Linked DNA regions of Homo sapiens: region 2 is linked to region 1. The links are chromatin contacts, found by Hi-C or POLR2A ChIA-PET in ENCODE. All regions are on one chromosome and are shown on one strand. The core of a region is the stretch at or near the end of the contact, and the rest is flanking DNA. Distances in the headings are between cores, read along the strand shown.

The links. A loop is a pair of places that touch in the nucleus more often than their neighbours do. ChIA-PET counts read pairs that join two places held with the same protein, here RNA polymerase II (POLR2A). Pooled maps may share reads with other maps.
Region 2: a map of naive thymus-derived CD4-positive, alpha-beta T cell shows a loop between it and region 1 (20-fold over the local background). The contact joins the promoter of ORC2 here to the promoter of C2orf69 in region 1. A Hi-C loop is called at or near these places in 1 of 168 maps with a recorded cell type or tissue (naive thymus-derived CD4-positive, alpha-beta T cell) and 6 of 50 pooled maps. POLR2A ChIA-PET finds 5 or more read pairs at or near these places in 2 of 52 experiments (Caco-2 and H1).

The regions. Positions count from the first base shown.
Region 1 is chr2:199,906,986-199,912,892 of GRCh38, reverse strand. It overlaps C2orf69 (chromosome 2 open reading frame 69), which reads right to left and starts at 1,600. Exons shown (of 2, transcript NM_153689.6): 1 at 1,122-1,600. The coding sequence starts at 1,454. It overlaps LOC101927687 (a long non-coding RNA gene), which reads left to right and starts at 1,747. Exons shown (of 4, transcript XR_923766.4): 1 at 1,747-1,868; 2 at 3,721-3,790. RefSeq lists an enhancer at 1,279-1,468.
Region 2 is chr2:200,962,009-200,968,123 of GRCh38, reverse strand. ORC2 (origin recognition complex subunit 2) reads left to right here and starts at 4,464. Exons shown (of 18, transcript NM_006190.5): 1 at 4,464-4,634. It overlaps LOC105373835 (a long non-coding RNA gene), which reads right to left and starts at 4,692. Exons shown (of 3, transcript NR_187976.1): 1 at 4,494-4,692. RefSeq lists a silencer at 4,055-4,453 and an enhancer at 5,162-5,231.

The DNA.
Region 1 (5,907 bases), core at 351-2,850:
AAGGTGGGCAGATCACTTGAAGTCAGAAGTTCGAGACCAGCCTGTCCAACATGGTGGAACCCCATCTCTACTAAAAATACAAAAATTAGCTCAGTGTGGTAGCGCATGCCTGTAATCCCAGCTACTCGGGAGGCTGAGGCACGAGAATCACTTGAGCCCGGGAGGCGGAGGTTGCAGTGAGTCGAGACTGCGCCACTGCACTCCAGCCTGGGCAACTAAGCAAGACTCCGTCTCAAAAAAACAAAAAAGAGAAACATACCTAGCTATAGTCTAGCTTTACCTGTCTAGAACTTTCTATGATGATGGATTATTTTCTATGATAATGCTATATATCTGTGCTGTCCAATACAGCACACGCAAGCCATCTGTAGCTACTGAGCACTTGAAATGCAGCTAATATGAATAACTGGATTTTTAGTTTTATTTAATTTTAATTAATTCAGATAGCCATATATGGCTAATGGCTACCATATTAGATAATGCAACGTTAGATTAAGACCCAGTTTTCAGGGCAACATAACCACGGATATTTACCTGCAGCTATAAAATAATAAACATAACATGCAAAAGCAAAAGTACAAAAGAGGTGAGCATCAAAACATTGACATGCTTAATAATTATTGTCCCTTTTCTTCCACCCATCCCCACTCTTTTTTAGGGTTACTGGATGTCATACCTTTGTAATGTTTGTTTGGTTTTTAATTACTGCCACCGTTTTCTAAACACTACGTGCTAACTTAATTTGAAAGCCATCGCTCTGTCCCCTGCCCAACACACACACACGGTCCTCTGAGAAACCAAATTATAGAATAAATATACAAGATGCGTGTCACTCCCTGTCTCAAATTCCGCCTCTTGGAAACCTGGACCGACAGCTGGCTCTTTCGAGATCGTAGCCCTCGTCGGACACCTTCCCCATGGGGTTCTATGGACAAAGGGCGCCAAGGGCGTGGAAGGCACGGTTTTGGATTTCGTGGAGTAGAGGAAGAGCCACCCTCAGTGAATGTGTGGGTGTGTTCAGGCAAGGAAAGGAACCAGGCAGCAGCCACGAGGGAAGAATCAGTGACCGCGTACGTATACACGAGAGGAAGGAACAGATACCCAGGCAGGCCCCGAGTTACCTGCACATCCCCAGGGAAATAGAGGACGTGATGCTGGGGCGGCGGCTGCGGCTCCTCCTTCGCTGGGTCCCCGGGGAGGTCCTGCCGCTCCAGTCCCTCCCCGGCCGCCGCCAACAGGAGCAATTCGTTGCTGCGCTGCGGATCGGCTCCAGGCACGGTGGAAAGCTGCAGGCACTGACGGCGGCGCACCTCGGCCGAGAGGGAGCATCGCGCGCCGCCGCTGCCGCCCGGGTTCATGGTTCTGGCCTGAGAGCAGGACGAGGCGTTTCCGATTCCGAGCTGCGGCAGCAGGAGCAGCAACGGCGGCGACCGCAGGAGCCTGAACCCCCACATGGGTCGCCGCCGCGAGAGCGGTTCGGAGGTGGAGGGTGGCGGAGGGGTTCCTGAGGGAGGGACTTCAGCAGGCGGCTCAGCCGGCGGCTCAACGGTCGGCGGCCGCGGCCCGGCCGGGAGCCGGCGCTGAGGCGACGACGTCAGAGGCCGACGTCCGCGCGCAGCGTGCGTAAGGAAAGGAAGGGAGGGGTGTGGGCGAAATCGGTCTTGGGATCCCGGAGAAGACGGTGGGCGTGGCTTGAGGAAGGGCGTTTGTGATTGGTGGGTTCTGCCGCGGCCGGGAAGTTCGAACAGAAGTCTGGGGAAGAGCCGGCGAAGAGCAAAGAGATAATACAGTACTCCCAGCTATAGCAAGCGGCAGTTATGGAGCATGCGCAGCAGCAGGGGCGGCCGCAGGTCGCCGTTCAATAATACGTAATGTATAGACTTTTGAGTATACGAAGCTCCCTGTTTCTCTAGGTTCACCTGAGATTTATCTGGTCTTTCAGGGCTTAAAAGGGAGACATTCCCAAAGAAGATTCCGTGGGAAGTCTCCTACAAGCCCCGAAGGAAGGGAATCTCTCTCCTCATACCTTGAGTTTCCTGAGTACAATTATTATAGATATACGAAGATCTCTGTGCTCATGGAGAATTTGTGGTTAGATATGAAGCTAATTCATCTCTGTTTGGGAACAGGGTACATGATCTAGGACAGGAAAAAAACGGGGCGAGGCAGTACGCTTTACTTGGTGTTTTGCTATTTGGAGGTTTTCAAAAACTAAACAGTGTAGGAAAGTCATGTGTGTCCAGCAACTATCTGTGGCCAGTTGAGTAGGAATAAGATTTGGCGAAATGTATGCTCAGGCCTGTACTCCCAGCACTGTGGGAGGCCGAGGCGGAGGATCACTTGAGTCCAGCAGTTTGAAACCAGCCTGGGCAACATAGGGAGGCCTTGTCTCTACTAAATTTTTTTTTTTAATTAGCCGGGCGTGGTGGTGCATGCCTATAGTCCAAGCTACTGGGAGGGCTGAGATGGGAGATTGGATCGCTTGAGCCCAGGAGTTGTATGCTGCAATGAGTTGTGATCCCACCACTGCACTCCAGCCTGGGCAACAGAAGCAGACCCTGTCTCAAAAAATAAACCAAAAACAAACAAAACAGGGAAATGTGTGCGAGCGAGGATGAGATCCAAGTACTTGTGAGACAAAGCACTGTAAAGAGAATAATTAATGAAAATTACAAAAAACTACAGCCAACATTTGTTGAGGGTTTACTATAGGCCAGAAATCTAAGCACTTTATATATAATTGTTCGGAGTTTATATATGTGTATTTAAGCACACATACTGTTTTCTTTGGTCTACATATGCAAATAATAACAAATGGCTTGGAGTAGGAACATAAATGAGCAAATGATAAAATATGATTTATATATATGTATAGACTTGGTGACTTAGTATGCTAACCTACTCTGGTCTAAATTGTTGCATTCCATCTGACATCAAAATATTGTTATCAATCAAAAATTATTCAATTAATTACTAAGGAAATCTGCCGCTTTCTAAAATAACTGGTTAAAAACAAGTAGAGGTTAGTTATACAATAATTAGTATATAATGACATTTAGGCAACCTGACGTCACTCTGTTTTGCCAATTGCAAACATGTTACTTTCCATTGTTAGATAGAGGATTGCTGAAATGTTATCTAAAAGTCCAAACATGTACATGAATTGCAAATGCAGCTTTTGATTTGTGGTCTTGTTTTTAGCTTGACCTTATAATGAAATCTATTTTTATTTTTAAGTTTATTTTTTTAAGACAAGATCTTGCTTTGTCACCCAGGCTGGAGTGCAGTGGCACAATCTCGGCTCACTGCAATCTCTGCCCCCCAGATTCAAGCGATTCACTTGCCTCAGCCTCCCTAGTAGCTGAGATCACAGGCATGTGCCACCACGCCCGGCTAATTTTTGTATTTTTTTAATAGAGACAGGGTTTCTCCATGTTGACCATGCTGGTTGCGAACTCCTTACTTCAGGTGATCTACCCGCCTCGGCCTCCCAAAGTGCTGGGATTACAGGCAGGAGCCACCATGCCCTGCCTTAATGAAATCTATTCTTATTGAAGAGAGTGGAGAATGTGTTTTATAAGGAAAATTGTAGCAAATATTAAATGCCACAAAGTTGTCTCAGTATCGCTAAGATAATTAAGGTCTTTGAGAAATACAAGTAAGAATTTAAAGAGTAGAGTAAAGAAACAGACTAAAGTAAGCACAAATGTTTCCTTACAGTCAAGGGATTTGTACAGCCCTGTAGGAGACACCTCCAGAGAAAGTAACAGCTCTCAATTGATTAGCTGAGGTATGTATGTCATTTATGGCAAGTCATTGCCGTTGCAATTCCTTCTCACAGGTCCCCTTGATATTACTGTAATACCTGTTTTCTGTCTCCATCCCCTCTGTCTTCTAGGAGACCGATTTTGTAAATCACTACTTTTCTAACAACACTGGCACAGATGGCCAAGCATTCTCCCTTTTCTCAGAGCTGGTTTTCCATCCCGGAAAGAGGTCTTACATATACAAAGTTACTCTAATCAGTTGTGTGAGTTTTCTCTTCTCTAACTGATAGGGTTCTGCACAGGGATTATATTAATGCTTATAGTGTCCAAAAGGCTATAGCTCACCTCTGGACTCTTGAGAGTTCTCAAGGGATCCTGCTGAGCTCTCAGACCTTTTTAATGCTATTCAATATAATAGAAAAGTTGCAAAATTGGAAGGAATCTGAGAAAGGCTAATTTACAATGGAAAGGACAGCATTAAAAGGCACAAACTCCAATATCTACAGGGGCCAGGTCTATATTATAAATAGTAAAATTGGCCACAAATAAACAATAGGGAATGTAAACACTGGCAAACTAGAGAGATGTCATATTTGAAGAAGGCAGTCACTATTCACTGCTAGCCAGTTGTAAAATGAAGGCAACATTTTGCCAAACCTTCAAACTTGTTAAGAGATTTCTCGACACAAATCAGATACAGATTTTTATGTTTCATTTGCCAACTTGTAAATGTTGACAACTAATTAAATTTGCTTGTAAAACACCGTATTAAATTAAATGCACACATAGGCCATATTTGGCCTAGGGGCCACAAATGTGCAGCTTCTCTACTGAAAGGTGAAATGGGTGGATACAGGAAGGCAGGAGATGGGGGAAAAAAATAGACAAGACAAAAAAGTCCGGGCACAGTGGCTCACACCTGTAATCTCAGCACTTTGGGAGGCCGAGGCAGGCGGATCACTTGAGGTCAGGAGTTCGAGACCAGCCTGGCCAACATGGTGAAACCCTGTCTCTACTAAAAATACAAAAATTAGCCAAACATGGTGGTGGGCACCTGTAATCCCAGCTACTCGGGAGGCTGAGGCAGGAGAATCACTTGAACCCGGGAGGCGGAGGTTGCAGTGAGCCAAAATTGAGCCACTGAACTCTATCCTGGGCAACACCGTAAGAGTCTGTCTTTAAAAAAAAAAAAAAAAAAGCGGGGGGGTGGGGGTGGGCGAGCAGCAAAAGCCCTTAAATGTGGCTTTCTGTGAGCAGTTGAGAGGGAGAGGAGTGGGGAAATGATTTTGAGAAGTTCTGTGAGATTTTAATTGGATCCCATTTGATGTTCTTTAAGAGATTGAAAAGTTTTAGTTTTAAAAAATTATTCTTGGTTTTGAATAGGTATTTTTTTGTGTTTTAATAAGCTTGTTTGCCAAAACTGGGCCTTGAGAGGAACAGGCTTCATATGAGGTATGCCACTCTAGCATGTAATTTGGCCCCCAAAGTGCTTGATAAAATAAAAATTAGAGAATAGAGCCATTTGGGGATTTGAAAGCTTATTCTTTGGCTAGTTTCACCAGCTAAGCAACACCATGTACCCTGTTCCTGTGGTATATAATTTATTAGACACCTACTTCCTCAAAATGCAAATCACTACATGTCAAGACCTTACAGATTATCTTTACCACTCAATGAATCCTCAAATGCAATAATTAGCTAAAAATACTTGCATATATTGTACTTTACTCAATGTTAAAGGGTAGAAAAAATTGAATCAATTCAAAATACAGCAAATCCTTAACAAAATATTAACAAGCTGATATGGTTTGGCTCTGTGTCCTCACCTAAATCTCATCTCAAATTATAATCCCCACATGTCAAGGGAAGGAGGTGATTGGATCACAGGGGCGGTTCCTCCATGGTGTTCTTGTGATAGTGAGTGAGTTCTCACGAGATCTTATGGTTTTATAAGTGTTTGACAGTTCTTCCTTCACACACTTCTCTCACTTCTGCTGCCTTGTGAAGCAGGTGGCTGCTTTCCCTTCTGCCATGATTATAAGTTTCCTGAGCCCTCTGCAGCCATGCAGAACTATGAGTCAATTAAACCTCTTTCCTTTATAAATTACCCAGTCTTGTGTATTTATTTATAGCAGTGCAA
Region 2 (6,115 bases), core at 3,215-5,714, 1.1 Mb before region 1:
TCCCTATGTGCTCAGAGTGACCTCAAACTCCTGGGCTCCAGTGCTCCTCTCGCCTCAGCCTCCCAAGCTGTTGGGACTACAGGTGTCAGCCACTGGGCCCAGCCTACACCCTTTTGTGTTGAAATTATCTGATTCTTTCTACCGAACTAAATTCTAAATTCCTTAAGGGTAAGGGCCATACCTGGGCATTATGCCCCTGGTTGAGGTAGGGGCTCAAAAATTTTATTAAATAAACTGTTCAAAGACCCAGGGAGAAAATGGATTTTTTTCAAGGAGCAATAGCATCAATATGAAGCTTTTCACGATACTGGCAAAGACAAAAGTTAACTGAGTTTCCCAAACTTAGGAACCAATATAAATGTATCTTAACTTGTTCATAAGACCTACTTAGTTCTGGTTGCTTAATCTAGATCTCTCACAGATATCTATACAGCTATTTAGATTATATTTCAATTTGGAAGATATGAACTGAGATCATATTCTTGAATTTGATCAAGTAAAATATGGTTTCGGTAAAAAACCTTGTTTGAATATAAAAAAATTTAAAAAAAGATTTAATTTTTTAACTCAGTCATCTCCTTGAAGAAGAAATTTATAAAGATTCTGATTTTCTTCAGTGTGCTGACAGATGAGATCACAGGTGAAGAAAAATATAAGCTGCTATCATCTTGATTCTGCAGTCTATTTAAAAATTAATTAAAACTTTAAGAATTTTCTCCTTAAAGAATCTAAATTTGATGACTCACATTCCTTTTTACATTCCTTTTTTAATAGATATAAAATGTCAAGAGTTTATTACAGTTTTGAGTAAATTTTTCTCTGGGTTCTACATAGTATGTTTGCTCCTGCTTTATTTTTTTTCTTTTTCAGAGCTGAGGCTTTATTCCAAAGTTTGGTAATGCTAAAATTGATCAGAAGCTCAGCGTGCAGGGACTAGCTTATCAGCTAGTAGGTGTCAGCGTAGGTCTATATTAATAAACTGGCTTTTTCAATTGGGGCCTCCTCTCTTTTCTGATTAGCTTGCCTGAAAAAGTCTTTAAATTTAATGCCCAGGGGATATATGACTCATTGCCAGCGTTCTGGGAGCCAAGTAAGACGAGGTCCTGAGCTTATCCTCCCCATTTCAGTATGACCTCATTTCTACTCTCAGTTGTGCCTAGTGGTAGAGTCTAGATCCTCTCGGTTCACCTTATAATCTCCTGGTCCTCCACAAAGTATGACAGGAGATCTAGCATCTAATTGTTTCAAGACTCCCAACCAATCTTCAGTCTCAGCTTCATACTCCATTTTTTTTTCCAACCAATCCTCCAGTCTCAGCTTCATGCTTTTTTTCTTTTTCTTTCTTTTTTTGAGACAGAGTTTCGCTATAGTTGCCCAGGCTGTAGTGCAATGGCATGATCTCGGCTCACCGCAGACACCGCCTCCCGGGTTTAAGCAATTCTCCTGCCTCGGCCTCCCAAGTAGCTCAGGTTACAGGCATGCACCACCAAGCCCAGCTAATTTTGTATTCTTAGTAGAAACGGAGTTTCACCATGTTGGTCAGGCTGGTCTTGCACTCCTGACCTCAAGTGATCCACCTGCCTCGGCCTCCCAAAGTGCTGGGATTATAGGCATGAGCCACCGCACCAGACCCATGCTGCTTTTAACGTATTCCTGAGACTACCACCTGGAGTTCTGTGAAAGGAATAGGCTTCTTACTGGCTTCCCCCTTTCAGGCCTGGATTCCAGCTAACCAACTTATGTTAACCTGTTTTTCTATTCTGTTAATTTTATGTTTACTAACTTCAATAAAAAATTCTGATTATTATTTTACTGGTATTTAAAAAGTCTTCAATTCACCCTGTTTCATAGATTAGATTTTTAAAAGCCAGTCCCTAAATTTCAAACTATTACCCAATTAGCTGCTTGTGCCTCTACTCTTATAGTATTGAGCTTCTATTTCCCCCTTTGGAACAGTCTACTTGCCCTGCGCAAAATTTCCGTGAATACATGGGGAGTTGCCATTTTATGGTCCCCTCTGACTTCAGCTTCCTGCTGCTCCTAAATCCTGTGTCTCCATTCTGAAGGTATGGCTCTTTGTTTTTATCTTAGTGTCAACCTAAAAGCAAAACTCAGCTCCTTCCCTCTATTTTCCACACATATACCATAAAAACTACATCCAAACCCACCACTCACACCAAGGCCTCTGTGGTCTGTAGAAGCCTTTTTTCAAGATGTGAGAAGGAGAGGAATGAAGGGGAGTTTACTGACATCATAGAAATATAAAAAAACAGCCAGGTGCAGTGGCTCACACCTGTAATCCCAACACTTTTGGAGGCCGAGATGAGTGGATCACTTGAGCTCTGGAGTTGGAGACCAGCCAGAGCAATATGGTGAAACCCCCACTCTACAAAAAATACAAAAATTAGCCGGGTATGGTGGTGTGCGCCTGCAGTCACAGCTACTCAGGAAGCTGAGGTGGGAGGTTTGGTTGAGAGCAGATAGTCGAGGCTGCAGTGAACAGTAATGTTGCCACTGCACTCCAGCCTGGGCGGCAGAGGGAGACTGCATCTCAAAAAAAAAAAATTATATATATAAAAAACACACATAAGTTGAACATATCTATTCAACATTCCTAGATCTTCATCTTTTTTTCAAATTTCTTTTCTTTTTTAAGAAATGGGGTCTCGATGTGTTGCCCAGGCTGGAGTGCAGTGGCTATTCACAAGTGAGATCACTGCTCACTGCATCCTGGAACTCTGGGATGCAAACAATCTTCCTTTTCTCAGCCTCACAAGTAGCTGGGATTACAGGTGTGTGTGCTGGGCTAGTCATCTTCACATTTTTAAACACTCTTCAAACACATCATTGTTAACTGTTGAGCTATGTTCTCTTTATCTTCTGTCTCTAGTCACTCCCCAAATTCTTATTTATAATGCACAAAAAATTGCCTTTCTCTTCCATTTTCTTAACTCCACCTAGCCAAAATGGAATAATGAGGTATCAAGGCTATGATCATTTCTTTCTCAACTGGATTTCCTAAACAGCTCCCAAATCTTGTGACTCTATATCTTCCCTCCCAATCCTACCTCCTTTATCCAAAGATCTTTCAATACAAATCTGACCAGTGCCCTAAGGGCCAACTAAGCCCTTCATAATAACAGACCCAATGCTTGGCATTTTACACAGCTGTTACACGGATTTGGACCTTCTACCTGGAAAATTTTACCCCTCTTGGCCTGTTTTAAATCTATTCAACACAGGGGTTTCAGTTTAAACATCTCTTCCTCCTAGAAAATTGTTCCTGACTCCTTCTGGGCTTTTAATTAGCTACTCCTACCATGTGCTCCAATGCACTTCCCATATCATGGTATTTTTCTCAATATTGTCCGTTCAATATCTTCACGTGCTAGGTAACTACAGTGAATGCAGAGATCGTAGTTGTCTCGCTCGATAATGAATACTTATCTTCTGTTCGCAGAGTACTCTGTAGTTTTGTTTTGAGTAAGTGAATCCAAATGAAACAATACCCTGTTCTTAATACTGTATGGATCCCATCCAGGTTCATTCCTTTTCTTCCTCATTTTCTCTGTCTTGTCTTTTTTATATTTTGGATAGTTGAAGTCAATCATTTTCTCTGTCTATTCATTCTATTTCCCCAGCCTCTTCATCCCACTAGCCGTCCGATCCCATCTCCATATTCAGTGCTTCTCCTAACGTCTCTTCTTCTCCCTACCCCAAACCCTGGAGATGTACAAGATCCTACCTTTCACGCCAAATGAAGAAAATCTTTAAAAAAGAAATGCGAATCAATTTCCATTACCTTTTTCTTCAAAAGGTAGCTGGGAAACCAATGAACACTTTTTTTTTTTTTTTTTTTTTTTTTTGAGACGGAGTTTCGCTCTTGTTGCCCAGGCTGGAATGCAATGGCTCGATCTCGGCTCACTGCAACGTCCGCCTCCCGGGTTCAAGCGTTTCTCCTGCCTCAGCCTCCCGAGTAGCTAGTATTACAGGCATGCGCCACCACGCCCGGCTAATTTTGTATTTTTAGGAGAGACGGGGTTTCTCCATGTCGGTCAGACTGGTCTCGAGCTCCCGACCTCAGGTGATTCGCCCGCCTCGGCCTCCCAAGGTGCTGGGATTAGAGGCGTGAGACACTGCGCCCGACCCCAAAGAACACTTTTTAAAGATTGCTACAAGACAAACAGCTACCACTCAGCCAGCTACTGTGCAAACTTCCTCAGATCCAAACAACACTTCCTTTTCCCTTCCCCGGAAACGGAAAGAAGAAAGGAAAGGTAAGGCCCACAACTCAGGGCCCAAGAATCCGTTTTCCTCAGGTTTCCTGATGGGCGGGGCCGAATGGCCGGCGCCGACTGGACGGCAGAGCCGTCGCTCTTGGCCGACTCCTCTTCCTATTGGCTTCCTCGGGCACCGCCCCCTGAACAGGGCGGGAGATTCGGTGTGCCGCACGCAGGCTTCCCATCCCCCAGCTGGCCTCCGGTGCTCCTTACCTCCCCGGTGGTCGGGCGCGAATTACTGGAAATTGGCTTTTCCCGTTGGGGCCGAAGGTACCTTCCCTGCGGCGGCGACTCAGCGGGGTGTCGTTCGGCCGGCGTGACGCAGCCGGATCGGCGCCAGACGGAAACCTAGCGGTGAGTAGTGGGGTGTCGGGGCAGCCTGCCTCCCTTTTCTGCTTAGCTCGCGGCGTGTGAGGTGCGTCCAGGTGCACCCAGCCCCGCGTCGGAGCTTGGCCCCTAGCGTCCCAAGTCGCGCATCTCAGGACTTTCCCTCGGCACTTGGGGCATGGTCTTTGCGCCTCGCTGCCCCCCGCAGGCTGCCCGGGGGCTCGAGAACCCTTACTGGTGGAGCGCAGCCAACTGGCCAGAGGCTGGAGGCGCAGGCCAAAGTCCTTTAAGACTTGAGGTGAGAGGCTCACTCTGGGAGGACCTTTCGTTAGTCTGCCCCGCAGTTATAGGCCTTTTGTGCAAGGGACGCCTGATACTAACCTACCTGATTCCCAGCTTACGAAGCCCTCTGGTTGGAAAAGGAGAACTGTGAAGATGTGTAACGACAGTGGTAAAGTGCCCTGTGAGGTATGAAGAGGAAGAGATCGCGTCCCAGAACCACTGTAGCTAGAACCTTTGATGTCATCCCAGCCTGGAGGCACCAATGTGTCCTGCCAGCTAACTGATCGGTCACCTTGGAGCCATGCTTGGCTGTAAAATGTTGATAAGCCAGGCTCTTTTGGTAGAGCTTTTTAATTAAAAAGATGTTGAGACGTTACTTTTCATTTTACAATTGAAATCCTAATAGAATCATTACACTTTCCCGCAGTTAAATTGCAATCTGAAGAAAAATAGCACGGCCCTACACCGTTATATAAGGGCACTGCACGTTAAACGGACATCATCACTTATTGAGCAGTTTTTCTGTTAGATGTTGAATGAGTTAGAGATGTACAAGAGATCTGCATGGTTAAGTTGAAGTTTAAAGTAAAAATATCTCAGTGCACTGCAGTAAGGAGCTAAAAAAGAAAAAGGTTAAAGTAAAAATACCGATAATTGGGAGCATTCAGTGATGCTCTTTTATATATCAGGCACATCATTTCATTTAATCGTCAGGACTTTGGACAAAGTCACACAGTTATAAAGTATGGAGTGGAGATTGGAACTCAGGTTTCTCCAATATTAAAATTGGTGTTTAACCACTAATCTATCCAACCTTCTTTTTCAAAGGATTATGTTTTTAAAAATTACAGCAAATCTTTTATTTGTTTTCAAAGGAGAGTGTGTTGCTACCACTTGGTGCAATGCTAACACTTGGTGCTGCAGAATTGCCTTGAAGTAACTCCTTGAAAGGGGTTGGCCTATAAGCACCAAGGCAGTGCCTTGAGGGGTCATAATGGTCACTAAATATTGCATTTTATTGTGTGATTGTTAGGTTTTTTTGTTCGTTTGTTTTTCAGGAACTGTTGGAAAGCAAAGAAGGAAACGTTTCTCATGAGGTCTTTGTAGACATTTTCTTTAATTTGGTGATTTTGTACTATTTAATAAGATGCTCCAAAATTAGAAAAGGAAATGTTTGTATAAATGCACTTGGCTACAAACAAGTCTCAGGCTGCCTCTCTCCAGGC